Regions from separate parts of the Mus musculus genome. Here regions 2 and 3 are each linked to region 1. Evidence: chromatin loops called from intact Hi-C (ENCODE). Cell type or tissue: left cerebral cortex. All regions are shown on one strand. Links, peaks and the distances in the headings refer to the core of each region. The heading gives the core; the rest is flanking DNA. Region 1 overlaps Itga8 (integrin alpha 8). Region 2 holds the start of Itga8 (integrin alpha 8). Region 3 overlaps Itga8 (integrin alpha 8).

Region 1 (8,191 bases), core at 984-5,983:
ATGCCCCAACCGGTAAGAAGGACACATGCTCCACTATGTTCATAGCAGCCTTATTTATAATAGCCAGAAGCTGGAAAGAACCCAGATGCCCCTCAACAGAGGAATGGATACAGAAAATGTGGTGCATTTACACAATGGAGTACTACTCAGCTATTAAAAGAACGAATTTAAGAAATTCCTAGGCAAATGGTTGGACCTGGAGGGCATCATCCTGAGTGAGGTAACACATTCACAAAGGAACTCACACAATATGTACTCACTGATAAGTGGATATTAGCCCAGAAACTTAGGATACCCAAGATATAAGATATAATTTGCTAAAAACATTAAACTCAAGAGAACGAAGACCTAAGTGTGGACACTGTGCCCCTTCTTAGAATAGGAAACAAAACACCCATGGAAGGAGTTACAGAGACAAAATTTGGAAGTGTGACGAAAGGATGGACCATCTAGTGATTGCCATATCCAGAGATCCATCCCATGATCAGCTTCCAAATGCTGACACCATTGCATACACTAGCAAGATTTTGCTGAAAGAACCCAGATATAGCTGTCTCTTGTGAGACTATGCCAGGGCCTAGCAAACATAGAAGTGGATGCTCACAGTCAGCTTTTGAATGGACCACAGGGCCCCCAATGGAGGAACTAGAGAAAGCACCCAAGGAACTAAAGGGAACTGCAACCCTATAGGTGGAGCAATAATATGAACTAAGCAGTACCCTGGAGCTCTTGTCTCTAGCTGCATATGTATCAAAAGATGGCGTAGTAGGCCATCACTGCAAAGAGAGGCCCATTGGACTTGCAACTTTATATGCCCCAGTACAGGGGAACGCCAGGGCCAAAAAGGGGGAGTAGGTGGGTAGGGGAGTGGGAGTGGGTGGGTATGGGGGACTTTTATTATAGCATTGGAAATGCAAATGAGCTAAATACATAATAAAAAATGGAAAAAAGGCTACTTTAAGAATGTTCATTAATTAATGTAGCCTGTAGCAACTCCATCTTTCTCCCTTCTAGACTGTTCCGTCTATTAAGTGTCCCTTTCTCTTTATTGTTGAATAATCTATGGTATGGTTTGTTTACCATTGACCCATTAAAAACAATTTGGGTTGTTTACAGTTTAAGGTGATTACAAATGAATTTCTATAAGCATTTATATACAAGTTTCTGTGTAAACTTAAGTTTTCATTTTCTGGTAATAAATTTTTTGTCTGAGATAAAGTAAAAGAGTTTTGATAAGTTGAAGTGTGTTTGCTGTCAGGAACCTCAAAACTAAATATTTAGTTATATGATATGAACTCCATTTGAAAAAAAACTAAGAGGCCTTGTTTTTAATTTCTACTAATCCCAAATAGCAAATAACATCATTTATTGTCTTAAGTAATGTTGACCCTACCAGCAATGGACAGTATCCTATACAGGCCTTGGTTAGTCATGATTTTTTTTTTCCTCATTTTAAATCTTTTTCTTTCTTTTATTATTTGGTGTGTGTGTGTGTGTGTGTGTGTGTGTGTGTGTGTGTGTGTGTGTATGTGTGTGTGTGTGTGTGTGTTGGTTTGAATTAGGAGGTGAGGCTTTATTGGAATAGGTGTGGCTTTATTGGTGGCCTTGTTGGAAGAAGTGTCACTGGGGGGGGGGGGCTAAGGGGGGGGGGCTTTGTGATTTCAGATGCCCAAGCCAGGCCTAGTGTCAGTCTCTCTTCCTGCTGCCTGGGGATCCAGATGTGGAACTCACAGCTGCTCCTCCAGCACTGTGTCTGCCTGGATGCTGCCATGCTTCCCATCATGATGATACTGGACTGAACCTCTGAAATTGTAAACTAGCCCCAGTTAAATGTTGTCCTTTATAAGAGTTGTTGTGGTCACGGTGTCTCTTCACAGCAGTAAAACCCTAAGACTGTGTGTGTGTGTTTGCCATGGCATCCACTATGAGTCAGCACTTTTCTCCTCCCATTTTTGGGTTTGGTTCTGAGTATAATACTTGGCTTTTCAGACTTGGCAGAAAGTACATTACTTGGTGAGCTATCTTGTGAGCCGTTTTGTCTCTTAACAAAGCCTATTCCACTGGATTATTTTTAAAAGGCTGCATATTTCAGGAATTCTTCATGAGCTCAAAGTATATGGTATTTCCACTGATGGCAATGTTTACCTAATGTAGATCTGTGTTAAATCAATCCTTTATTCTAATGAATTGTGTACCAATTGGCTCAAAGACAATGTTGATGCATGTAGTACTGAATCAAACAACACAATAAACACTGTTACCACTCAAGAAACTCTACTTGAGATTATTTTAAACTATAAAAACAACAAGAAATAAAAACGGGCTTAACATAGTGCATAATAAAGTAGCTAAGAATAAACACTATTGGCCAAAAGAAAATGAGATTTTCCTAAAGGCTGAACACAGAAGATCTTCAACACAGTGACTATTTGTTCCTTGAAGAATTAAACACTGGAACTAATGTTTGAAAAGAGTAACCAGAGGAAAGAATTCTGCTATGTGATATGGCCAGAAAGATCTTTTAAACTGTCAGAGAATAAACTGTAGTCAAGTATTGGACATTAATGTAGCAATTAAAATAATTGCATCCACAGGAGGAACCCAGTTTTAATTGTTTAGATTGCTAGCAAGAATGAATAGAAATTTCCCCATTCACTGCAACTGACGGCAGAAATATATGTGAAAACATTACTCCCATAAAGTGAATGTGTGAGAATGAAGGCAGTCACCATCAGCCCTTCAACTGCCTTGACTCGCTTATACATTATTGAATCCTAGAAACTTTCCTCCAGTTTATATTCATTTACAGAACAATTTTAATTTAGAATTACAGGATAGCTCATATGCCGTTGTAATTTATTATTATATTACTATTTATTATTATTGGTTTTATGAGACAAGGCTTCTCTGCATGGCCCTGGCTGTCCTGGAACACACTCGGCAGATCAGACCGACCATGAACTCAGAGATCCATCTGCCTCTGCCTTCTGAGTGCTGAAATCAAAGCATGTACTACTATACTCGGCTTGGTTCCTATAATTTCTGGTTAGCAAAACTAAAACTACAGGGCATTTGGCAGCACAGATCTGTAATCCCAGCTACTCACAGGACTGTAACTAATCAAGAGAGTGAGGCAGCAGAATTGGAAGTTCAAAGGTTACAGAGTGAGTTTGATATGGGTTATAGAGTGAGTTCAAGGCCCAACAGGGAAACTTAGTGAATTCTGTCTCGTAAGAAAAAGTAGAAAAAAATTTTAAGGAGATAGCTGTGTGGCAGAGCGTTACTTAGCATGTGTGAGGTCCTACATTCAGTCCCCAGCACTGAGAAAAATCAATACAAACACATCAAACCCAACTCAGATAAACAAACAATGAGAAAGCTGTAAGATTAGCAGAGGCATGAGATGGGGCTCATGAATACTAGTGGCATTGTTGAAAATACATAGAAGACAATTAATGCTATATTTTCTTCCCTGAGCTCTTAAAACAGTAGCTCTTTTTTTTTGAGAAAGAGGCAAGAGGATGAAATTAAAACTCAACAAAAATGAAATAACAACTCCTAACTCCCCATCCCTGGGCTCCAAATGAGTCACTTCCCTTGAGTCAGATGAATCAGAGGAAAAATCACAAAGCAAGATAGAAACCCAATATAGCAACACTTGAGAGAGAGAGAGAGAGAGAGAGAGGGAGGGGGATGTGTATGTGTGTGTATGTGTGGTGCATGCTTGTGTATATGTTCCTGTGTGTGCATGTGTATAGTGCATGCTTGTGTATGTGTTCCTGTGTGTGCAGACATGTTCTGTGCTTGTGTATCTGCATATGTGTATTGTATGCTTCTGTATGTGTTCCTTCCTGTGTGTGTGCCCGCAGTGTATGCTTGTGTATGTGTTCTTGTGTGTGCATATGTGTGGTGCACACTTTTGTATGTGTTCCTGTGTGTGCATATGTGTGGTGTAAGCTTGTATGCATGTTCTTGTGTGTGCATATGCGTGGTGCACACCTGTGTATGCGTTCCTGTGTGTACACATGTATGTGGATCCCAGTGGTAATGTCAGTGGACTTCTCTAGTTTAGTTTTTGAGACATGTCTCTGAGTGACAGTGGAGCTTGCCTATTGGAAAAGACTTACTGGCCCACAAGCCTCAGTGATCCTCCTGCTCCTACCTCCACAGTACTAAGATTACAGTGATGGACACCATACTTGCTTTCTAGAGTAGGAGCTACCAATGTTCTTAGGTCATTGAGCTTGCACTGCAATACTTTAGTGACTGAGCCATCGCCCAAACCCTTAATAAAGTCATTAGTAAAGAAAAATATATGGAATAAATCATCAAAGATAGAATTTCTTTTTTTATTAGATATTTTCTTTATTTACATTTCAAATGTTGTCACCTTTCCTAGTTTCCTCTCCAAAATCCTCCTATCCCCTCCCCCTCCCCCTCCCCCTGCCCCTACTCCCCAACCCACCCACTCCCATTCCTGGTCCTGGCATTCCCCTATACTGGAGCATGGAGCCTTCATAGGACCAAGGGCCTTTCCTCCCATTGATGACCAACTAGGCCATCCTCTGCTACACATATAGCTAGACCTACAAGTTTCACCATGTATTTTCTTTGATTGGTGGTATAGTTCCAAGGAGCTCTCGGGGTACTGGTTAGTTCATATTGATGTTCCTCCTATGGGGCTTCAGTCCCCTTCAGCTCCCTGGGTATTTCTCTGGCTCCTTCATTGGGGACCCTGTGCTCTGTCTAATGGATGACTGTGAGCAAAAGGTAAATTTCTAGATTGAACTAGGAGAGGGGGCAAACATAACCTACAATGGAAAAACAGTCAGAAAGGCACAAAACAGACAAGAATGAAAAGAAAAAAAGGAAAAAACAGGGAGGGTAGTATGGCCAGGTGCTGTGCTTGTTGAGTGGCCACCTTCCTCTTCGTTCTCCAGAACAAGGCAGTAATGGAAGAGGATAGCATTGTCTCTAAGAGGCATAGCAACAAGAAAGCTGGCCATAATTCTGAGTCAAGAGAGGGGCAAGAGAGCTACCCAGGCTCCCCTGAAATCAGGACTTCCTGCCCTGGTGGAGCAGAGGAATCCAAGTGGGAGCTAAGAACAACAAACTCAAGCTGGAGGACACGCTCTCAGCAGGAGGGAGACAAGAGAAGATAGGGAATGAGAGTCAGGTAGACATTTCAGCAGGCGCACTGCACTTTCTGAAGGTCAGGGTTGTAGAAGTCGGGATGAATCTTGTTGGGATAAAAAACGCATGTGCAGGTACTGAGGCTGGAGAGATGCGTGGTTGGGATGGAAAGCGCATGTGCAGGCTGGAGAGATGCTTGGTAGTTATGAACATTTGGATGGAGGAATGCTTCTAATGTATTTAATGAATCTAGTATAACCTAACACTTAAGAAAGAAAAGAGATACTGTAAGAAAACTATAGAAGAACACTTCTCATGAGCATAAATATGAAAGTCACCAGCACAATTCTAGTAAGATCAGTCATAAAGTATCCCCAGAAACCAAATTTAGTTTAAACTTTCGAAAGAAAAATGAATTGGTTTACAGTTTCCATGGACCCATGGAGAGGAAGACATAACTATTTAATCATCTTCATAAGCATAGAAAAAGCATTGGACAGAACTCAATACATATTCATCCATTCTAGCAGTTTTCAAGCAAAAAGAAGACAAACAAAATCTAAAGGGGAACAGACAGAACTTGAGAGAAAAAAGTTATAAAAACTGTAAAGTCAACATCAGACTAAATGTGAAAGACTATATGATGCTCCTTGTACCATGTCTATCCAATCTTGAGCTAGTGAGCCTAGTCTTTGCTATAAGAGAAACAAAACAAAATAAGTACATTCAACTTTGCCCAAGAAGAGGTCTTGCCTTTGTCCTAATTTTCTGAGAGATACTTTTGAAGATACAATTTTATTGATGCCCAAAGTGACAAGATATGTCTAAGCCTTTGTGACACACTAGAAATTCCAATAAAAAGGCTTACTGTGAGGTTGTCCAAACCAGAAAGACCAACAGTATAATTTAGATGGGAGCATTGGTCATATCATTTTAGTTAACTTGGAGATAAAAATCATTTAGGTGGGCAAGCAGGCAATCAATCAATTAATGCCCCTCTACAAAAGACCAATAAAACTTGTGTTAAAAATAGTGCTCTGCACATTGTTACAAATCAATACTGGGAAGTAATAGGTCCTACTCTCCAGACCAGGACAAGGAGAAGCCAGTGTTTGGCACTTGTCCAGTTTCTTCCTCCTTGCCTTCTTACTTTGAGGACCTTGATCTGATCTTCCCCCAGCAGTACCTAACTTCTGTGAGCGTGAGCGCTTTCAATGAGATCTGTAAGCAGCTGAGATTAGAAATGATGGTGCTTGTTCTAGTTTGCTCTCTGTCACTGTGATTAATATTTCAACCGAAAAAACACCTTTGTGAAGGAATGGGTTTATTTCAGCATACAGTTTTAGGTAATAGTCTATCATTGAGAGAACTCAGGGCAGGAACTCCAGCAGAAACTGAAGCAGAAACCATGGAGGGATGGTATTACTGGCTAGCTCACAAGGCTCTGCTCAGTCCACCTGTCTAGGAATGGTGTTGACATCTAGGACTTTTTAGGGAGGCTGGGCCCTCCCACACCAGTCATCAGTCAACCATTCCAGACATAGCCACAGACTATCTTACTGTGGCAATTCTTCAGTAAAGGGATCCTTTTCCCAGGTGACAAGGCTGTGTCAATTTGACAAAGAAACAAAACAAAACAACCTCAATCAACCAACCAACCAAAAAAACCTAGGACGCTGTTTCTTTTTGGAATCCTTAAGTTTGTAGTTGGCTAAATTATATATAAATAAATTATATATGTGTGTATGTGTGTGTGTGTGTGTGTGTGTGTGCACGCGCGCAAGAATATGGCTCTTTCTCAAATTCTTTATGCTAACTAGAAGAAGTAATTCTCATTCTGAATGAGTTCCCTTTGTGACATTCCAGGAAAGGCCAAAGTAACATGACAGAAAATAGATCAAGATGCCAGAGGATGGAGCCCAAATAAATCATGACCGTCAATGGTCTCATGGTATTCTAAATTTATAAACTGGGCTCTCCAAAGTGTGAACTTTACAACATGTAATTTATATCTCAAACTTGACTTTCAAAATAAAATGGACACCCAATAAACTATGGAAAGATACATCTGACTGATAGCCTAATGTCTATATTCATGGTCATAAGTGCATCCCTGTGAGGCAGCTGGGAAATCAAAGTACCTAATGATCTGACCTTTATCCCACTGAACACTAAACTTAGTGATTTACCACTTACCCTCTGATTTCGACCTGAGCAATGGCAGTGATGTTGATCTGTACACGCTCGAAGTTGCTGTCAGGATTGTCCTTATTGGAGCTAAAACAGAGACATGACACAATTTCACTATACATTCCCACAATCGTGAGAACCATACTATATATATATATCACAAGAGCAAACCACATTTCCAATTTTATCATTTGGAAAAAAACAATGGGATTTAGTCTTCAGAATCATAACCATTTGTCCACAGAGATGAAGAGCTCTTAGAATGTATACAAACCATTCAACTCTCCCCAGGAAGGTGCTTCATTTGGAAGCACTACAGAGATGGAAAGAAGCTAACACTTTAGTTAGAATAAACCAAAGGGCATTGAATTGAGTTTGTGTTTCCAACTTCTATCTCAGACAAATTCTTCTGCTTCTTGGTATATCACGCTCAGTGCTCTTTAAATTGAAAATGACAGCACAGTCAACTCCAGATTTTCCACGCTAATAAAATGGAGACCTGGCATGCATGATCCAGGGCAGCGTATAATCAAGAAAGCTTTTGGGTTTGGCTCTAAAATGCACAACCATATATTGTTTTATCAGAATTTTATCTCTTTGTAGCTTCTTTCTTAAGTTAATATTAATTTAAAATGTGTTTTATTATATGTAAGTTAATAGTAATATATAAGATAAGTGTTTGTAGTCATCACATACTTTCAGGATGTCCATGGCAAGGAACAGGGAGTGTATTAGAAGCCTAGCTATGCATTGCATAAGCAGGCAGTTCAGAGGATGTGGGTGCTTGTGAAATGCATCAAGAGTCTTAAGACAGAGGATGTGGGTTTCACAATTCCTTATTGAATGTGGAAGAAAAATTTAAGTTTGC
Region 2 (8,191 bases), core at 1,914-6,913, 130 kb after region 1:
TCTAGCATTTCCCTCTGTTCACAAAGTCAGTGCTCAACTAGAAAGCAGCTCGGCCAGCTCTTACAGCCCCATCTTCGCCGTCACAGCTTTGTATAAATTACAGCTACTGTCTATTCTCCTCTCCTGGGTCATGTGGACAGAATAACTGGACAGACGGGGTGAGCATCAGCCCCTACTAAGCAGCATACACCTGCACCCCAGGCTTCTGGCTTGCACCCATGTCTCCCCTATATTTTCTAAAGGAAAAATGTTTCTGGACTCACAGTACCCCCTCTTGGCTGACACAGGGATTTTTTTTCTTTCCCAGAGATTTCTATCTTCTTTTTCAGTGAGATGGCTCTCTATTGTAGGTCACTGAAGTATTACTTCCAGCTCGAAGCCTTCATTTCTCTGAAACTCTGTGCAGCCTTTCCTACCTCACTGCTTTTGAAAGAATAATCACAATGTTCTTGGAGCTGAGGAGATGGCTTGGTCAAGAAAGTGCTTGCTGTATAAGTATGAAGGCCTGAAAGGAGGCTCCCCGAGGCTCCCTGGCTAGGGAGGGGAGTCAAAAGTTGGGGCTCAGTGTTCAGTGAGAAATGCTAACTCAAATATGTGGAGGTGGGGAGAGAGTGAAGAAGTTACTCAGAATCAGCCTCTGGTCTCCAGACATACACACCTCCACAAGCGTGTGCGCGCGCGTACACACACACACCAAGAAAGAGAGGGAGAGACAGACAGACAGACAGACAGACAGACACACATGCACATTTACACACAAAGAGAGAGGGAGGGGGTGACAGAGAAAGAGAGAGAGAGAGAGAGAGAGAGAGAGAGAGTTAAAAAAGTACTAAAGTACTAAAGTACTAAAGCTATAACTGTTGAACAGTTGGATGCACCTCTATCAAGAGAAAACTAGACATCTAGAGACTGGGGGTGTAGCTCAATAGCACAGCATTTGCCTAATATGTGCAAAGTGCAGGATTTGATTACTACCCCTTACACACACACACACACACACACACACACACACACACACCAAATCAGAAATCCTGTTTACATTTATAAAACATAAGTTCAATGCCTGAGTGCTGAGACATGCTGCTGCTATGTTCTTCTACAAAGAAAAGTAAAAATGGACTTTTCTTGATAGTATTTTTCTACTTAGGTAATTGCCAAAATTGCCCTAGCTTGTCCCTTTTTCTTCTGTTGCAAATATGAGTTCAACTACAGTATGGGCTAAGTGTATTCCTGTGGACCATTCTGGAAATCCTAACACAATCTTTCGGCAATAGTTTGCTAAAGAAAAGTGAACTCAGAGCCCTCAAACAATTGCTTTAGAGCAAATGTTGGAAAATATTAACTACTGTAATTTAAATGGAAAGTGGCTGGAGAAGCCAATTTTAAAGCCAGTTTAATACCTGGATTCTATGGCTTTTATCTTCTGAATCATGGCATCAGCTGAAGTTAGCCCTTAAAAAGACGTTCATCTGGGCAGAGAGATGAATATCTGGACAGATATCAATTCTTCTTTTAGAATGTTAAAAGAAAATGCTAACTACATGCTGATTTCATGTACTCTAGAATGTGCTAGAAAGTTATTAAATTCATTTGTATAACTAGCCAGTGCTACTTGATGAAAAAAAAAAAACCCAACCATTTCATCATTTAAATGCTTCCTTTCTTGAATGTAAATTAAAATAGTACAATACCTTGTATCTTTCTGTTTCAAGGTTTGGATTTAAATTACCTTTGAAAAAGATAGATTAGTGGCTGGAGGGAGGGCTACGTACTTGCGATACCTTGCTATTCTTCCAAAGGATGGGAGTTCAGTTCCCAGCCCCTACATCATGTGATCCAACACATGCTTCTTGCTTCCATGGACACCATACATATGTACCAAACATAAGCGGATGCACACAGAGATAAATACAAATAAAGCTTACAAGACTTATTTGCTCGGATAATTAAAGTGGTATTGATTTCATGCTTATATGATCAAACCTTAGATGCAGTCTTGGTGTGTGCTTGTGTGCGTGGTATATGGATGTGTGCACACATGTGTGCAGATGTGCTTGCCCAAGTAGCATCTGTGGAAGCCAGAGTTTGAGGCTATATTCTTCCTGATCACTATTGCCTTATTGTTTGAAGCGGGGCCACTCATCGAACCTAAAGATCACTGTTGTTTTAGCTAAGATCAGGTGACTAGAAAGTGCCTTAAAGGCTCTTGTCTACCAGTCCCCCTGTGCTGAGGTCACAAGCACACGCCGTGGCCTAGCTTTGACATGGAACTGTGGATTGTAGCCAGCTCTTTCCCCACTGAGCACCCCCCTGCACCACCACCACCACCACCACCACCCCCGTCCCAGGAACTTATTCTGATGTAGAGATCAGTAAGGATCAAAACGCCACTGTTTTATTCACAAACGATTTAAAAGTTCCAGTTGCTAAATGTGAATGTAAATAAAGTAAAGCCTTATAAATCTGTTTTCAAATAACTGAACCATTAATAAAATAACAAACAAGATAGTATGACAATGGATGGGCATGGAAATATAAATTCAAAATGTTTTTTATGAAATGTTTTTCTAATTGGGTCATAATTCAAGGTAAAGATTGCATAATTTTTCTTCAAAATGATTTCCATATTGATAGTCCCTCTCAACAGAAATGACACAGATTAACGTCATGGGTACATACCACCCAATCAATTTTTTCAAAATTCTGTGAAAATGCACATTTACATAAATCCTAGATGCATAAGTTAGATAACCACAGGACCACAGGGAAAGTAAGAACAATGTCCTAAAGTATGACGTGTACAAGGAATCTTAATTTATTGCCCATCACGCCGTCATTTGACCTGACATATTTGCATCTTTGAAAAAAAAGAGGGTATTCTCTAATAATATATGTTATTTGAATGCTAACATTTGGGTGCTACAAGCTAAAACACCGAGTGATGGTGTTTTCAAAACACCCCTTTTAAATTATTTTCTTAGGATCCAAGTTAAAAACAGCAGATGAAATGGTATTTTCCCTTTAATTAAATAAGAAACATCTGTCTGGGGGATTTTTGGAAATGAATATAATCCATCCACACTCTGCCTGTAGTATTTTGCATCTAATGTCCAGTATTTTGAAAGAAAATTCTTTCTGTAAAGAATTAGAATGTCAAGCACCCCAGGTTGCAGTCTGGATCTACTACAGGGCAAGTCTCACCTCCGGACTTGGGAACTAGAGAATTACAAATACTCCAAGCGAGTCCTTTATCAGTCTCCACCTCTATATTTGAGGACCAACCCGATTCTCTATAGTGTAGGTTATTTTGTAACTCTGGCCGGCCTCGAACTCACAGACACCAGCCTGCCTCTGCCAACCAAGTATTAAGCCTGTGCTCCCCTCCCCTCACAGCTGTGGGTTTCTACTGGTCCCAAGCACCTCCTCCCCTAGTGTTCACCTCTGAACAGTAGGGAAACGGATGTTACCAGATGCATCCAAACACTCAGATTTACATTAGGAGGGGGGGAAAGAACACTAAATTGCCGCGAGGAATGGCTCTGGTTCTTTTCAACCAGGGGCCACACTACAGGTTAGCATCACTTACTGGTGGTGTCAAACGGTATCTGCTTGCACTGTGCAGACCTCTCTGAGGGCCAGGGACAGTAGTAGACAGCTCCCCCTTCTACGATATCCGGCTGGCTAGTGTTGGCTTTGGGTGCCCCCACTAAGACACTGGCTCTGCAAAGAGATTGGAGAAAGTCACTCCTCTGGGAACATTTACCCGTGTGCCCAGTCTGTAGAAGCATGCCCACCGGACTGCGGCAGCAGCGGCAGGCACAAACAGGTTTATTGTGGAAAGACTGCCAAACTTGATTTCCTCTTTGGAAGCCTATGAGCACCAGAAACCTGGTTTTGGAAGAGGCTGCTAATGGTTCTGCCTGTCTAGGTGGAGGTAGGTGGAGACTGTGATGGGGAAGGCAGATCCCAACTGTCTGCAACCTAAGGCGCTATGAGATTCCGTAGGAACAGACTGCGCGGTCCTTATTTTAAAACTGACCTGAGTCTGTCCCGCCCCACTCTCTCCTTTGTATAATGCTCTTGTCTTTGAATCCGAACTTATATACCAGTGGAGCATCTCCAATCCCAGATTCATGGGCACATCTATTTAGCATAAGTCAGGAGGAAAGATGTTGGTAGCAGGCAAAGAGCAGAATCCGACCCGGAGTGGGCAGTTGCCTGAAATATCAGACATCCTTTCCTCCTGGCTGCGGAGACCTCTGAGAGACAGAGACAGGACCTGGAATCGCGCGCCACCAAGCCACCAACCCAACCCAGCAACTTACGTGCGCGCATCAGGTATGTAGAAGTCCAGTGAGTAGCCGAAGTAGCTGCCCTCGGGGCCACTGTACACAGTGAGCTTGTCCACATCCAAGTTGAACGCCAGACACGCAGGGGACCACAGCATCCCCAGCGCGGCCGAGACGCAACAGAGACGCGCGAACGGAGGTGCCCGGTTCCCCGGGGGACCACAGTGGGTTCCCGCAGACATCGCCCTCCTTCCCGAACGCTGTTCACCCGGGATCGGGAGCCGTGGAGCCCAGAGGAGAAGGCCTGACGCTCCCCAGAGGCCGGTGTCCCGGGTCGGTGAGCTAGGAGCGTCCACAGTGACAGTCCTCTCGCCCTGTGCGGCCCGCCGACCCCGCTGCTCTGGGCTTGCAGCAGCGGATCCCGCGCTCGACCCTCTCCAGCCCCTGGCTGGGGCCGGCGCGCTCTTCGCGCCCTCTAGCGGCTAGTTCTCAGGCTGCAGGACGGAGCTTGCGGTCTAGGACCGGGCAAGTGCCTGTTGAGCCCGCTAGATTTCGAGTCTCTAGTTTAAGGACCATCTAAATTTTATGGATGTCACCTCAAGTCATTGTTTTGGAGAAGCGGTGTTCCATATGCGGCGAGAATTTAATGATTTCCCAATATTGCGCAGCTCGGATACAAGCATACAAAAGAGTATACCAACTCCAGAAAAGAGTGGTTATATGGCTGTCACCTCTACCTTTGAGGGTAAATCAGTTTCTTCCTCAGTAAATGGGATTTGATAATGGAATGTAAGAACCCTCTTCCTCTCCTATTCCGCTGACATACTAATACAAAAATCCTGTAGGTTTTCTCAGTCTTTCTCAAGGGCATCTCTGGCACATTGTATGATTTGGTATAAACCTCTATCCTATGAGGTTGTGATGAAGGACTGCAAAGTCAGAAATGCTGCAGTTAACAGTTTTCAAAAGCAGGGCTTGGGAGTGAAAGTTTGAGACAACAGGATCTCTTCCTCACCAGTACTAGTTGTTGATCTTTCGAGGAGCCCGAAGGTGAAGGGAGCAGACTAGAACTGTGTGTATAAATGGTTTTTTATAAATACAAACTTTTCAGGACATAGATTGGTGATAAAAAAAACAACATGACTCTGAGGTCACACAGAATTTAAGTGTAGGCAAAGAAGTGTGGGACATGGTGACACATACCTGAAATCCCAACACTGTTTTGTTTGGGGGCAGGGGCTGTAATAAGAGGATCTTTTGTTGGACAGCCTGGGCTAACCTAACAAGTTCAAGACTAGCCTGAGAAGGCTGTGTTAAATATATATATATATATATATATATATATATATATATATATATATACACACACACACGTGTGTGTGTGTGTGAGAGAGAGACAGAGACAGAGACAGAGACAGAGAGACAGAGAGAGAGACAGAGAAGGGGCAAGCTGTTTCTGGGTAATTTCAGGAAAGTTGGAAACAAATTTAGATGTAGACAAGAATTTGAATAGGAGACTTAGATTTGGACCTCCCGGAAGCAGATGAGGGAAACACTGAAGGCACTAATCTCCTAGCATTAGATGACCATGTACAAGATCGTAGTGAAAAGGAGTATCCAAGGAGTGGTCTGAAATAGGGCTGGATGGATCCTGAGACCAGGGATCCAGGCAAAAGTAGCCAAAGCAGAAATATGATAGGCACCAGAGATTCAAATGTCCAGTGGCAAGTCATCTGAATAAAAAGAAAGCAGGGATGGACAAGGGAATCCCAACCTGGTTGACAAGACAAAAGGAGAAAAGGGCCATGAAAGTTAAGGAAAAGGCTGAGATTGGGGGAGGATGCACAGCAGAAAGGATCTAAGCTGAGTCTTAAGTTACCTACTTAGGAGAAAATAAGTGAAGTGAGTGGATGAATAAGATGCCAACTTACTCATCTAAGAATAATTAGTACCACTTCCTACAACTGGGGGACCCATCAGAAGGTTGATACAATTTGAGTAGACTAGACAAAAATCTCAGCCTACTAGGAAAAAAAAAATGGTTTCTCATCCATTTTCCTTCATAACCCACTCTGTAGAGTAATTTCAATTTTGTGTTTCTACTTGTCCCTATTTAAAAATCAAAACAAGCAGTCTGTCACAAGGCTCCCTGTCAAGCCATCACATCATCATTTCCTAATTACATTGCCCAATACGAGGCATAAGAGCTTACAAGTAGGTGGTAGACCAGTTGACTGGTTTTCCTTCTCTATCCTAAAGTCAATTTGTGCTGGACACAGAGTTTGCCACTTTGATTAAGATATTGCTAAGAATAAAAGTCAAACTCCCCACATGAGCTTGAATGAGTAATTCACACACAATACACACATGGGACGCCTCAGAGCTGTCACCGAGGCTGGGGATTAACTACAACATGGGAATGTCCTGACACCAGTGTACTGTAATTTTGAAAGCTGTCATACTGCAGGAAAGTCTTAATTTATGTTGACTGTCTAAGAGGGTATAAAGTGACAGCATGGTCCTTGGTGTGTACTTTGCATTGACAGATTTCTACACAGAGGTAGCATGGTAAACATTGTTTCATGTTGACCAACTCCTCACCAGGGCATCCGTAATGTACCCACTTGTCTATTTCCCTAAAATATCCCTCAGCTATTTATTCTTCTTGTTCCACATACCTATGTAATGAAAACATGTACTGTGTGTGTGTGTGTGTGTGTGTGTGTGTGTGCGCGCGTGTGCAGTCCAGAGGTGGCTGTTGGTGTCTTCACCTATATGGACTGCATGGCCAGCAAACCCCAGGGACACTCACATCTCTGCTTCCCCAGTGCTGGGATCACAGGCTTGTCTCACCACATCCAGGTTTTACATGGGTGCTAAGAAATCAAGCTCCCCATGTGGTCATGGCTGGCACTGTGTCCACCAAGTCATCTCCCCAGTCTCGATTTCTTTTGCCACATACACAGGTGAAGTTTTGTTCCTCTCTTTTAAAATAGACTTGTTCTTGCTTATATAAGTTATATTCTTGATATTATCATTCCTCACTTTACAGCTGAGAACCCAGATTAAGGTTCCTGAAAGCACAACACTTGTATGCTCACAAAGTAAGCAAGTAGTGTGATTTGAGCTCAGGTCTATCAAATGCCCAAAGAATTCCTTACCCTACGTAGTTTCTAAGGAATACTTTTTAAAAAAAATCTTATCTTAACTGACAATGTTCCATTCAAGAGCCAAAGACCACCTGATAAAAACCCCAAGACCAGGTATGAAAGAAATTGTTGGTCAGGGTTGTCTAAGAGCCCTCCTGATTACAGACTGTTGCTACTGCCCTTGGTTGACTTTTAGAGGTTGAAGGTGAGCTTCTATTGCTGAAGACACTGTGTCCTTCAGACACAGGCCCACAGGACCCTGAGCTGAAACTGATCTGAAAGCCCCCTCCCTGAGAAGCAGCCTTCATGGACCAGAAGACACCATGCATGCTTCCAAAGGAGCACTGCCCAGCTATCATGCCTTTGAGCCACGACGACTAACATGGCCTCACAGTGGTAGCTCACAGAGTTTGGCAGAAACCAACAGCTCTCTAAGCAGACTTGAGACCAACTCAGTAAGAGGGGACTCATTCCTGGAACTGGGAACTGAGCCAATCACGCAGGGCTAAGAACGTCACAGATCTTAGAGGAAAAACACCTCTTTACTAAACCAGCATAATCCATAACTACACTCTATAAATTTGTGCTTATATCCACAGATAAATGTAGTCCTCACCCCTTATGAAGGAAACTTCTCTCTGCAACAGATGGAGACCATCACAGAAAACCACAACCAATCAAAATTCAGAGTCGTAAAAGCCCAGTCCTGATGGATACATCTACAAAACAACTTTTACACCTAAGGTTCAAGGG
Region 3 (8,191 bases), core at 1,904-6,903, 120 kb after region 1:
CTGCATCCCATACTGCATCAACCACTCACAACTCATTCCACCCAGGACTAAGAATGAGCAGTCTTCCCTTCATGATCCTGCAAGACTAGACCTTCTGTTTATTTTAGAACCCCATCCATTCCCACTTATGTGCATTGCTCTCTCTTTCCGTCAACATTGTTTCCTTTCATTCCCTCTGGTTAATTTCCATCATATTGCAACCACTCTGTGGTAGCTACTGGATTATTAAAATTTCCAGGTTCCACATATAGCTTTGCACATTTGCTCTCTCTCATCATCTGCTCCCAGTCTGTTCTGACACATTCCCTTGAAACTACTTTTTTTTTAAACCGAATGCACAACTTTCAGTTACAAGAACAAATCTTTCATCACATTTTGCAGACATCCCGACTTTCATCTACCAAGACTCTCTGTACCTTACACACTCCCCTCTGTGCCCCATCCTTCTCTAGAGGTTGCTCTGGGTCTCAGTTTCAACCTGGGAACCCTCCTCTTTTCTATTTGCTCACTTAGCTGCTGTGTGCTTGGTCCACACATGCCCCGCAAGTAAGCCATTGTCTTAAATATCATCTATACTTGGCTTCCAAATTCAAAATCCCACGCATCTTGCACAAGGCCTGGGTCTATTTATCCAACAGCCCATTTGACATCTATTTGGAGGTCTAATAAGCATCTCAAGTTTCACATATCTGGATTCAACTCTTGCTGTTTCCTCCAAGGCATGCTCCTTTCCCAGTGTTCACTCTCAGTCAGCTTACTCTGGAAGCTAAGGTCAAACTCTTCCTCCTCTTTCACACTGATCATCTGATCCAGAACTAGATCCTTTAAACTGGATGTGAAATCCGGTTCCATCCAGCTCTCACCCTGCATCGCTCCATGTCAAGCTGTATTTCTATCCTTGGGCAGTGCTAAGCTGCCCTTGCCTTATCCCCTTGGCTTCTGTTTTGGCTTGTATTCAGTTCTGTTCTGGATAGCATATTCTTCTTTATCCAATAGCTCAGCTTATCCTTTAAAAAAATTAATTCAAACAATCTTACTTCCTACTCAAAACTCCCTTATTGGTTGTGCATTTCTATTAGTATAAAACCCCAAATCTCAACCCTGGCTATTAAAGTACCATATAATTTAGTGCTGGTCAGAATCTTGAAAGGCACAATTCCATGTCATAATATTTAATGTTTAGATTCTGAAAAATCAAAATCTGTAAGGTTTATAGTGCCTAGAATCTAAAAATCTCTGAAATCACAATCCTGAAAGATTACAATGCCAAATGTCAAAACCCCTAAACTCTCCAAACCACAGTTCCCTACGAAGGGGAAGAGGCAGGAAGGAAAGTCAAGTTCTAAGAAAGACACTAGAATGTTTGGCTGCATACAGGATGGCTGCATCATGTCCGGCAGAACAAAACCATGGAGGCCTGCTAGGACATTATTCTGAGTGTGTTTCCAGGGGAGAGTACTGTATCCAGATGGCCACAGGCTTTTAGAAAGACTTCAGCAGGTTCTGGTTCACTTTATGTATTTCTCCTCATTTGACTCCATGAAATTGCATTAGCGCAGTGTTGACTTAGTCTGTATGCATTGTGCATGTACTTAAAAGCATCTACATTTCTTCGGGGGATGATGAGACGGCCTTTGTATGCTTGTATTTGTGAAACCTAAAATGTCCCCAGATCTCAGCTCTTTGGGTAACTGTGCATTCAGTGGTGCCTCAATGGAGGTGTTGCTTCTAAGCTTGAGGATTTAAGTTCAGACATGTATACAATGTCCTTTTATCAAATCCACCCCTGTGCAACTCCTCCCAGATCTACTGCCCACCAAATCTTCTTCCCAACTCCACATACTGTTTGTTTGACCCAATGAGTCCAGTTGGTTCAGGAGTCACTGTGGTAGAGGAAGTAGGAATGGTATGAAGCAGAGGTTGCAGAGGACTCTGGGAAACCACATTTCTCATGATGTTTTGATGGATCTCATGAAACATTTCACCTTTGTGAGTCCATCATAGTACCTCCAATGGCCATAGTTCGAAAGCTGGTTGTACCCAATTACCAACCTTTGTGAAATACATTTATACATTTCTTTTTAGACCTATTTCTTTTTTTTTAATTGTATACGTGTGCATGTGTGTGTCCACACACTCACTCCCATAAGTGTGCATGTGCATATATAAATAAATACAGAGGTCATGGCCTTTGGGATCATAACTCAATCTTGCCTCCAAAGCCTCTCTGGTCTAACTTTCTAATCTTTCCCTACTCTCTAGGCTCATATCTTTCTTATTACCTACAGTCATTCACCTCCAGAATTTAACCAAGACAAAACTCTAAAACACTTCTTCCTCATAAGCCACACATAACTTAAGCCATTTCTAAAGTATCACTCCTTCAGTGAAGTCCCATTGACCACTTGGGTTAGACAAAAAATAATAAACTTCGCATATCTACAAACTTATAAATGAGTTATAAGTAAATAATAATAAAGGAGAGCTGTTTCTGAAATGCAATCCAGATGCTAATCACCTGGCCTTAAGACAGACAAGGTTTTCTGCGTATTAACATGGCCTGATGCAATAATGTGAGCTCTGCAAAGCAGAAAGGGATGCCCAGAGGAGAGCCATGCAGAAGCACGTGGCCCATGCTGCAAGTTTTAAAAATGGACAGGGCCACCAGCCAGAACACAGAGGCAGGCTACAGCCTGAGAAAGTCAAGAAAACTGCTTTCCCCAAGCACTTCCAGAAAGAACATTGCTCTGCCAAGATCTTGACTTTAGCTCAGGGAGACCAATTTTAGACTTGGACTTTCAGAGCACTATGGCAATCAGTGTGGGTTGTTTAAAGCCCCGTGAGTATGTACCACTTTTCTGTGGAAGTAATAGAAAGCTGATGATGGACTCAGTCTGAAATATATGCTCATGTACATACCCATACACTTCTTTCTCTACCTCTCAGCTTGTCCCTGATTTTCCTTGTACTCCCTATAGAGCTAAGACCAAGGTTCTCCTTGTGACCATGTGCCAGGGCCTAGAAGGTCTGCCTGTGTAATGTCACTAAGCTTCATTTGAAACTCTACTGTTCCCTTTAGATTACGTTGTAATAAGTAAAATAATATCTGTTGGAAATAAAAGGTGATGTCAAGGACAAATGATATTACAGAAGGGCTGGGGAGAACAAGGACTAGACTCATAGATCCTGAGTTCTAACCCCAGGATCCATGTTTTTAAAAGCCAGGCAAGATGCTATGTGCTTATAATCTCAGCCCTGGCAAAACAGAGACAAGAGGGCCCTTGGGGCTTGCTGGCCAGTCATCCATCCTAGCTGGCTGGGTAAGTTACAGGCCAGTGAGAATCAAAAAACGGGGCAGGGGCACCTGAGAAATAACCCCTGCTGTTGACCTCTGGCTTCCCCAGCACTAATACCACAACTATACTTCACTGAACTGAACAAGTACATGGGTTGTAGGGCCCAAACGTGGATCCACAAGCCAGCATGGCAAGGATTTACCAACTCAGAGCTCTCTTCAACCCAGAACCCATGCTTTCCCAGCAGACATCTTCTGTACTCTCTTTCCAGTACTCTTCTAAAGTCATATACACGGTGTTGAAGGTATTAAATTAACATTAAAATAAAAGTAACTTCTCATATTAATGTCGGTCCTTTTAGATTTCAATTTTACGATTATATCATATTTATGGGATTTACAGCATTGATTTGGTTGACTAACATATTTAGGCTGTTGAAATTGTTGTTGTTGTTGTTGTTGTTGTTGTTGTTGTTGTTGTTGTTACTGTCGTCCATAAAAAAGATGTGTGGTGATCTTGGAACTCTAGAAACAAAGCCTATTGGGAAGTGTAAGAAGATGAAGGAAGTCATTTTCTGATTAGAAAATCATTTCTGGGAGGACAGCCATGCTAGGCTCCTCTCTGTAAGCACACTATAGCCTCAGAAATAGTGTCAGGCCTTGGGGCCTCCCTGTGAGCTGGATCTCACTTTGGACCAGTCACTGAACCTTCTTTTCCTCAGGCTCCTCTCCATTTTTGTCCCTGCAGTTCTTTCAGGCAAGAACAAATTCTGGGTCAGCATTTTTGACTGTGCGATGGCAACTCCATCCTACTTTCTTTCCCTGTCTTTCTACTGGAAGTGGGATTCTACAAGTTTTCTCTCCCCCTTTGAGTCCTGAGAGTAATTCACCTCCCAGGTCTCTGGTCCATTCTAGAGTGTCCACCTGCCTCCTACCTCCCAAAGATTGCCTGTTTCCATTCTTTCTGCTGGCCCTCAGGGCTTCACTCCTATTTCCTCTCTGCCCCCTTATATTTGATCATGTTCCTTCTGTACCCTCATCCCCTCTCCTGAGATTTCTCAGATACTGAGCCACCAACCAGGCAGCATATACTAGCTGGTATGAGACCCCAGACACATATACAGCAGAGGACTGACAGGTCTGGCCTCAGTGAGAAAAGATGCACCGAACCCTGGAAAGACTTGAGGCCCCAGGAAGTGGGGAGGAATGTCTGGTGTGCTGGGGGTGTGGGGTGGGGACATCCTTTTGGAGATGAGGAAGGGGTATGGGATGAGGAACAGTCAGAGGGCAAACTGAGAGGGGGATAACAACTGGACTGTAAAAAAAAGATTAAAGAATAAAACAACAAAACCAATCAAATAAACAAAAAACTACCACCACCACCAACAACAAAAAGAAAATCATTTCTGAAAAACAAGTTATTTTAGGCAGTTAAAGAAGAGGCCACAAAACAGCCCAAAGTGAACAGGAGCATGTGTGACAGAGAAGGAAGCAGTACTGTGCTGCGGTGGGAAGATGTTAATTAGGCAATGTGGCAAGAGGCGCCATCTGGCAGAGCTTTGGGAGTTGGCGATGGATGCAGCTGAATTAGGAGCCTCCCTTCCCAGATCACTGGGCGTCAGACAATGGATATAGCACGGGTTCTCTAGAGTCCTTCAGCAAATGGATGCTGGAGCAACGCTGTGTTCCCTCTTCTCTAGTCTCAGTGTGTCCTGGAAATCATTATAGATTGATAGAGTCTTTTACAGTATCATATAAGCATCTGCGTCCATATGCCAAATACCACAGATAGGAAAAAAGAAAAATCAGCCTGACGCTGCAATGTAAATCCCTTACAGTGCAATTGCACACATTTTGATGTGTAAGATATTGTGATTGAAGTGAGCACTCAGCTTGGTGACTACTGACGAGGGGTCCCACGCTTAGGTTCTACAAGCCCTGCAATTGCAGGTTAGGGCATCCTGTCGAACAGATGTATTCTTACTCAACCTTACTCAGCGATGGTTCTTTAAATTAAAGAACCATTAAAAATGGTTCTACATCTTCAGTCTCACACAGGAGAAATGGCATGCACTCATCATCCAAACTATGTGTTCTCACAGAATCCAATTTTATTAGATCAGACATTGCCATAGACTAAAGATCTTAATTCCTATGTGCTCAGAGCAATGGTTATAGGAACAAAATGGATCATATAAAATATGTAACATTCTTGTATTCCCCAAACAGGCTCTTTTTTCCTTTAATTTCAAAAAATTTCTGTTACACTACTTACAGGAAAGTTTATTCTTTTCTACTTCTATGGATTTGGGCAATTACATGTAGTCAACTATGCACCACAATAACCAGGAGGCAGAAAGTCGCACCAGGTCACCCCAATCGGCCCCTGCTGTCCCATTTAACTTGGCTCTTCTCATTTGGAATGAATGCTCAACGGGCATTTCAAGAGAGACCAGGCTTTGCAACGGATACCTTATCTTTACAAAAATAATCCAAAGGACAAAAGGATCACTCGAGCAATGTTTGTGGATCTAGAAATGTTTCTCATCTTGACAGCCCTCCGGGATGCTGCTACTCGCCATCCGAGATTCCAGTCCTGGGCTTTCCGCTTGGCTGAGGTTGAACTGCACTGCCCCCAGACTGTCTGGTGACATTCAGCCAAGCTCTGCCAGTCTGCATTTCAGAACAGTACAGCACTGGAGTAAGAGCTAGAATGTTTTGATTATAATCCACTTATCAGTGAATCACAATTTGCTTGGCTATCTCAAATCTCCTTATAGCATGGCCTACGACTGACATTACTGCTAATCTATTTTAGGACTCATTGTGCAAATACACCTTGTATGCAACTACACATGGTTTTGGTAAGCATGCGCTGAAATTGAATTTTGAAAGATTAGCCGTTTTCATTAAATGTACTCAACATGTTTGTTGTGTCGGCCATGTTCCTTGTCCTCATCACGGATGCAGGACTTGCTACCCAGGGCTGTCGCAAGTACACACCTCAGCCAGTCTGCTTAAATGTCCAAGTGCAGTTTTCTTCTCTCAGAATAATTTCAAGACTATTTCCAATATTTCTCACAGAACATTGCATCTGTTGCCTGGAGTATCCTTGCCAAGAACCTGGAAGCCTGTTCCCTCACACAGACTTCCAGCTTCTTGAAAGAATTTTGCAGATTAAGCAACAGGCGCCTAGTGTTCATACGACTCAACTAGCCATGGAGCAGATCTGTTTCCTATTTCTAGTTGGAGTTTCAAGGGCTTCCTCTTTCTAATTGCTTCCTCTCTCTCTCTCCCTTGGTTGCTAAGCGCTGTGGGGTCCAATGTTTCCTCCCTTCTCCTATCAGGGCCCAGTTGTTTTTGTTGTGGGAAGTCTGAGCCAATGGAGATTCCATTAGGAATGCAGGGTGGGTGTCTCTATGAGGCCAGCCATCAGGGAATTTTCATGGGAAAAGTAGAGGGTTAGCTGAATGACTCTTGATCAGGCAAAATTAGCATATGGCTAGTACCACTTCTGCATATGCATTTATATACATATTGCTTTCCGTATGTGTGTATATATTTCCGTAAATATGTATTCATCTGTATATGTTTATGAGTAGTACAACTTCATTCATTCATTCATTCATTCATTCATTTGGTGATGGAAATCAAACTCAGGGCATCATCCCTGTTTTAAAAAAAAATCCCTTGCCAATCATACATATCCCTAGTCCCATTATTCCCCACCCTCTCTATCCTTATCCTCATCCATTTGCTGAGCTAGGGATTAGCGATTGATCCTAGCGCTTCCTTCACATTGGGCAAGCATTCTGCCTCTATGTTTTATCTCCACCTGCTTGTCTTTTTCATTTTGAAGCTGGTCTCACTCAGTGGTCCAGGCTGGAATTGGACATACTCTATAACCCATGGAGGCCCTGAATTGTCCATAATCTGACCTCAGGCTTCCATGCAGTAGGGATTACACATGTACCAGCACTCTTGGCTCCATTGTGGACCTTTTAAAGGAGAAGGTCATTGTTGTCTCCCCTCTGTCTTCTTCCTTTCAATTGAGCTCCCTGAAGTACAGCCTTCTGCTCTCCCTGAGTCCTGCCACATCCAAGGTCTTCCTTCCATCATTTGCTTGAGTAGCTCTGACCTATATCTTCCTTTCTCTGCTCCTGAACAAAGCATGATCTACCCATCACCACCAGGGATTGGTGGAGGGAGGGAGGGAGGGGGAGGCTGGAAAAGCAAGGCTTTGTCACCAACAAGTTTCCCACCTTTCGCATAAGGAAACCGGCACATCCCACACTATCACAGAGCAAGCCAGTCCTGGTGTACGGCAGCCAGATGCTGAGAACTGTTCATGCTGTGGGCTGAGGCAACACGAAGGAGACAGCTCCCACGAAACGAGGAATTCCATTTTCCAAGTCAATCCCAGCAAGTCTTGCCATTCTGAGATTTTGAAAGGCCCTAACCAGATTACCTAAGAGTTTCTGTTTTTCTCCCCTCTCTTTCCCACAAAAATACTACATTCAGGCAAATTCTAGTAGTCTTTCTCAGTTGGTTTCTCCCAGGAGCATCTCCCACCTCTTCCTGTGCCTAGTTCACATGGGTCTCTGACTATGAGTGAACCCCATTTAACTTCCTCTGTCCTTAACTGCTGTTGTGACCATCGTTACTAGCACCTGCCTTTAGGTTTCCTCTCCAAGTCTGTCACTTGGGAATAAAACCTGTCAAATATTTTCTGGGTGGTGCTTGGTTGCAGCACTCCACCATTTACCATCTCATGACCCATAGCGGAAAACATCAATTTCATTCCCCCATCCTTGACCAGGAGGATTCTGGCAATCCTGATGGCATCTACACATCTCTGGGGAAAAAGAAGAAATGATCCTTGGAACTTCACATGCA

What was found. Hi-C counts contacts between places; a loop is a spot of excess contacts. Peaks named below come from ENCODE experiments on the same cell type or tissue, not always from the same donor. Only the 100,000 strongest peaks of a DNase experiment are listed, where the experiment ranks them.
Region 2: a loop joins it to region 1, with 2.8 times the contacts of the local background. A loop is called at or near these places in 6 of 42 quality-filtered maps.
Region 3: it touches region 1 in a loop (4-fold over the local background); 6 of 42 quality-filtered maps call a loop at or near these places.

Annotation. Positions count from the first base shown.
Region 1 is chr2:12,166,824-12,175,014 of GRCm38, forward strand. Itga8 (integrin alpha 8) reads right to left here. Exons shown (of 30, transcript NM_001001309.3): 23 at 7,330-7,410. Among named protein-coding and RNA genes, the nearest start is that of E030013I19Rik, 130 kb to the right of the region's middle. In left cerebral cortex, for the core only: no CTCF peak of the experiment used is centred there; DNase peaks (open chromatin) are centred at 1,958 and 3,578; H3K27ac peaks cover 253 bases.
Region 2 is chr2:12,297,252-12,305,442 of GRCm38, forward strand. Itga8 (integrin alpha 8) reads right to left here and starts at 4,693. Exons shown (of 30, transcript NM_001001309.3): 1 at 4,326-4,693; 2 at 3,587-3,720. The coding sequence starts at 4,531. E030013I19Rik (RIKEN cDNA E030013I19 gene) reads left to right here and starts at 3,995. Exons shown (of 2, transcript NR_040353.1): 1 at 3,995-4,338. In left cerebral cortex, for the core only: a CTCF peak has its summit at 4,777 (motif pointing left); DNase peaks (open chromatin) are centred at 3,936, 4,328 and 4,745; H3K4me3 peaks cover 1,931 bases; H3K27ac peaks cover 1,227 bases.
Region 3 is chr2:12,287,738-12,295,928 of GRCm38, forward strand. All of the region lies in intron 2 of Itga8 (integrin alpha 8), which reads right to left. Among named protein-coding and RNA genes, the nearest start is that of E030013I19Rik, 9.4 kb to the right of the region's middle. In left cerebral cortex, for the core only: no CTCF peak of the experiment used is centred there; DNase peaks (open chromatin) are centred at 2,694, 4,102, 4,357, 4,850 and 2 more places; H3K27ac peaks cover 3,910 bases.